Regions from separate parts of the Mus musculus genome. Here region 2 is linked to region 1. Evidence: chromatin loops called from intact Hi-C (ENCODE). Cell type or tissue: left cerebral cortex. All regions are shown on one strand.

Region 1 (2,500 bases):
AGCTTTCAACACAGTAGTATCTTTTCATGTACTGAATATAACTATTAGCACAGTGTCAAAAATGTTGAAGACAGAAACAAAATAAAAATCTGTGAAATGTTTGCCACTGACGACATTCCACACCCTATTATTGTCTGTACATATGGGGGAGGGGAGACAGCCAACTTGAAAGTGAACGGTATGACTTTTCCTGATCCAGAACGGTTTGGCCCACATGTTTAATCTTCCAGTTTAGCATATTTGAAAACTTAAGTCTGTACTCGAATGCATAGTTAAAAAAAATGAAGCGAGATGGCAGTTTGTGCAGTAATATCTGCCCTTCAAAGATCATGCAGCCAACAAATGCAATGTTTCCTTTCACTCATGAATCTGAACGCAGCGCAGTCATTTGAAACCATCTACAAAATCCACAAGATTAAGCAGTTTGCCAAGCTTAATATCTAACAGTTGAGCACGGGAGAAAGTGAGGAAATAAAGGAGTAAAAACAAACAACAAAAAAGACCAAGTTAGCTAGATATTTCAACTACATAAGGGAGGTGAATGTCAAGGCTACAAAAAACGAAACAAGAATAGGAAAAAGTGGCAGCAATCTTTTTTTTTTTTAAACCAATTTGTACAAGTTTATAGTTTACTTTGTTTCCAGGTTCTCAACCCTTTCAGGATCTGAAAAGCGAGATACTGCGTCTAAGGGAATGTTTGTTTTTTTGTTTTTTTTTTAATTCACACCGAAGAAGTTGGGGGTGGGGGTGGGGTGGGGAGGGTGATTTCTTTCCGCCTGCGAGGTTAACCGAGTCAACAGCTGACTCTGCTGGGCTGCTGCTTGCACACGAAGTCCGTCATAAAATCAAACTCATTTTGGCCCAGCCAGAGTTCGGGCAGCTCCTTGATGCGGTCCAAACCCATTTCTATCACTAAGGACATAAGCACTTCCTCGTCGATGAAATCAGTGTCTATGACATTGGGCGGCAGCATTGCCGCGGGGACGTGAGCCACCGAGGCGGGCATGGTGCTGCCACCGCCGCTGCCGCCCGCGCTGCTGCCACCCGCGCCGCCCGAGGTGCCGCCGGAGCCGCCGGGGGTGCCGCTGCCACCCGCACCGCCAGGGGTGCTGCTGCCTCCGCTGTGCTTGGGGTTGCAATCTCGGAAGTGCTGGTTTGTCCCGTTCATCTGGTGGCCTGCAGTGGGGTGCAAATCCGGCATGTAGTGGTTGTGGGGGTAGGGGTGATGGTTGAAATACTGGTTGTTGAGCTTCTGCAGCTGCATGCTGGCCGGCAGGGAGCCTCCCTGGCTGGCCACCGGGGGACCCATGAACTGGGAGTTGTTAAACCTGGCGGCCGGGGCCAGAGCGCTCGGGGGGTGCCCCCCGTTCACAGTCCCCGGCCCCATGGCGTGCCTGATGCCGCTCGTGGCATTCATGTTGCCCGCGCCGTAGTGTATGTGCTCGCCCATGAGGGCGTTGAAGGCGTGCTGGGGCTGCTGCTGCTGGTGATGATGCGGGCTCGGGAACTGCCCCATGCCCATGCGGTGGGCAGGGTGGTGGTGCAGCCCGTTGGTGCCGTCGGGGAAGCGCCCGTGGTTCATGGCCATCATATGGTCTGCCATTTCCAGTCCTGAAAGCGAAACGAGCAGACGCTGAGACCCGCGCCACACGTGTCGCCCACCAGAGCGCACCCCACTTCTGTAGCCCCCCGTACCCGCGAGCACGTCTCAAGCTGCAGACCACCACCCCCGAGAGAGCCCACCAGCAGCCCGTGCACCCGAGCTCGCTACCTCGGCGGACCTGCTGCCTGCCGGACCCGCACAGCCTGGCGCTGAGCGACCTGCCCCTTCCCCTAGGATCCGGGAAAGTGTGGCGGGGGGAGGGGGACCGGAGCCCACACCCCCCTGGGTTCCCTGAAGTGGCCTAATAAAGGAAGTGCCCCGGAGCCGGGCCGCGAACTTCAGGCATTCAATCAGCCCTCCTCACCCTGTGGTTGCACATCCTGTTGTTATTCCCCAGCTCCGCCTCACGCTTGTCCCCGGAGCCAGCCCTGCCCTCGGAGGACTAGGCTGGCAGCAGCCCTGGCTAGCTTCGCCCGCCGCGCTCACCTTCCGTCTTTGCGATTTCTGCTCGGAACACCGAAGGCGGGCTCGTCGAGTCCAGGACCGGCTCAGCAGCACATAGAGGGACAGCCGATGGGCTGTGAGGCGCTCGCCGGTGCGAGGTTGGCGCCGAGGTCTTGCAGCAGCCGCTGGAGCAAATTCCGAGCCGTTCCCTTTTCTTTTCCTCCGCTGCCCTAGCCGCTCCGCAAGACCGCCAGGCAGCTGCCAACAATGAGCTGTGTTTCTCCGGGCTTTGGCCACTGTTAATATAAGGATCTCAGGAAGGGCGGAGCGACAGCCTCCCCGGCGGCAAGCGCAAACACACGGATCCCGGAACATCAGCACCCTGGATCGGGTCCTCTGCCGCGTCCGCGAGTCCGCGCTGCACGTGCGCAGCGGCTGCGCGCCCCGGCGCCG
Region 2 (2,500 bases), 690 kb after region 1:
ATGATGTATAATGATCTCTGGAAATATTCGTCTATTTTGGATATGGTAGCTATATCTTAGCACTAGTGTATTGTGGGTAACAAACAGGTATTAACTTTGGCTCCTACTGCAGAAATGACTCAAGCAGTTGAATGTATAGGATCAAGCATCTCATTCAAACTCACAAAGAGAAAATGCTATGCTTCAGGGAAAGGTGGCCAGGTACCATATCTTTGTTGACAACACATATTTCAAAGGTAAAAATCTAAGGTCCTTCCAAGTGTATGTGTAGGATTTCAGAGTTTCTTCACTTTAGGTGCTATAAAGAAAGGTAAATGTTTTACATACGAAATGTGCTACCTGTTGCCTTCAACACACATCTGCCATAGTTAACACATATATGAATGTGACCCAACACTTTTATAGAGGACTATTTCCTGTCACAATAACAAAAAGTTAGACAAGACCAGCACTGTGTAATGTCAACACCATTTGCTCTTCCTGCATGAACTCTGAGAACTCCTACTTAGAGTTATTGACCAGAATAAGTAGCTAGTTGGATAACCCAGGTTCAATAGTTTTGTGGCGTGTTGAGGCTGTGCCTTGTTTGGATTAATTTTGCTAATCTGTCATCACATAGTAACTGAAGCTGTGCATCATGGTGTTTTCTATAATGTTATGTAAAATCTCGGATGTGGAAGAAGCAGAGATTTTCCCATCTGCCCACATTTGAGATGTGTGGGAGCAAATGCCAAGACGTATATATCTATTAGAGGATTAAAAAAAAGTAACAAAACATGTGGTCATATTGTTAAATGTATTCTGGGGCTATGGTATTTTTTTTTACAAGCGTAGCCTTATCATTGAGCAAACCTTTGGATCTGATTTTTGAAGCAGAGATGAAGTTTTCTGTTACATAGGAAGAAAACCACTGTGGGAAGTCAACTTTATTGTCCACAAAATCAAAGCAATAAAATTCAAAAAGTGTTTTCTTTTCTTGAGTTGTTAAAATTCATAACTTCCAAAAACAGCACATTTTTTATTTTTCTCCTCTCAGAGTTCACCAAGTAAGACAGACTGTGCTGGGCCATTACTGTTCTCATCAGTTTAGATTTATATGATGCATACACCCAAGTGAACATCTGGACAGTTAGTGAATACATTTCATTTGAAGGTCCTTGTAGCATGTCTTTTTTTCCCCTGTATATAGAACACCCCTTTGGAAAACAACATAAATAGGAAGATAACATTCAGCTCAAGAGAAATATTTTTAAAAGTAAGAATTACTAGAAACAGGATTATTGAGAAATTTTATTACACACAATAAAGGTATAAGCAGGATCATAAAGCACCCTAAGGATATAAAATGTGCTGACAATTTGGGCTTTATCTTGCATCCAGGAAGACAGTGAACTTGAACTCATTTGTGACTTCCAAGGCAACTAGCTGTAACCACAGTGTCTAGTGCCTCTCAGGCCCCAGAGGATATTTTTCAGCCTGGATAAGTATTTCATAGAGACATTTAAGCCAGGCGCTTTATGTAGTAGGATTGGTGATTCAGTGTATGGCATTTAACAGTGTGAGTCAGAATTAAATGGATGTCTCACTATTATAGTTGTGGAGCTAATGGAAGGGCCACCTCTCAGATGAGTCATTGAACACAGATCCTGCTCTGGGCCACTTACTAAAGCTTGTGCAATCATTTTCCCAACAGCGAAGATGATAACCTTGATGTTCTGCCCTTTGCAAGTTCAGATGATCAAGCTGCTCATCTCTGTGTTCCCCAAAATAGATCTGAGCTTCAAAACCACCCTTTGTCATCATTCATTATTCCTTCTTCCTTCCATGCTACGTCTTTATTCATTGCATGTAAAGATGCAATTACAGTGTTTTAACTCTTAATGCACTCGGGCATGAGTAAACTGCCCTTGGATTTATAACCCCACTTTGCTCCAAAAATATTTGAGGAAGCTTATAAAAGACACATGCCTGCTACAACTATCAAAGCAAGGACAAATGAATGTGATTATAAGCTATGTTAGGTCGAGAATGAATTTAGAGGCTAAAGATAGCTTCGGAAACTGAGCCTCTCTGAACTTCCTGATGTATCCTTTGGCTTGCTTTTTAAAGGTCAGTGTGTTATTTAGCATTTTTCATGTAGAATAAAAGCTAATGAAGGAAGCTAGCACCATTATTGAACATAGTTTATCAACCAGATTGAAAGTTTATTATTTTTATTGTTATTATTACCATTATTATAATTATTTGGCAGTTAATCAGAGTGGCATATGAGAGCTGATAAACAAGATAAGCCATCAAAGGACAGAAAACCAAACATTTGTCCTCGTTTTTAACTAGGTCACTGGTCAGCAGGGTGAAATGAATTATGTATTTCATGGGGTCTTACTGGGAAAACATAAGAGAACGGATGTTAATAGAATCTTAGTATTACTACGAGTATGGAAAAAATGTAGCTATTAGTACATGTATGGCCTGATATTTCTCTGAGGAATTGTAAAAT

Evidence for each region. Hi-C counts contacts between places; a loop is a spot of excess contacts. Peaks named below come from ENCODE experiments on the same cell type or tissue, not always from the same donor. Only the 100,000 strongest peaks of a DNase experiment are listed, where the experiment ranks them.
Region 2: it touches region 1 in a loop (2.7-fold over the local background); 3 of 42 quality-filtered maps call a loop at or near these places.

Annotation. Positions count from the first base shown.
Region 1 is chr10:17,723,049-17,725,548 of GRCm38, reverse strand. Cited2 (Cbp/p300-interacting transactivator, with Glu/Asp-rich carboxy-terminal domain, 2) reads right to left here and starts at 2,321. Exons shown (of 2, transcript NM_010828.3): 1 at 2,090-2,321; 2 at 1-1,611. The coding sequence starts at 1,603. The coding sequence ends at 794. In left cerebral cortex, a CTCF peak has its summit at 1,106; DNase peaks (open chromatin) are centred at 294, 1,126, 1,448 and 2,394; H3K4me3 peaks cover 2,500 bases; H3K27ac peaks cover 2,369 bases.
Region 2 is chr10:17,034,218-17,036,717 of GRCm38, reverse strand. All of the region lies in intron 1 of Gm20125 (predicted gene, 20125), which reads left to right. Among named protein-coding and RNA genes, the nearest start is that of Gm20125, 60 kb to the left of the region's middle. In left cerebral cortex, no CTCF peak of the experiment used is centred here; DNase peaks (open chromatin) are centred at 718 and 1,561.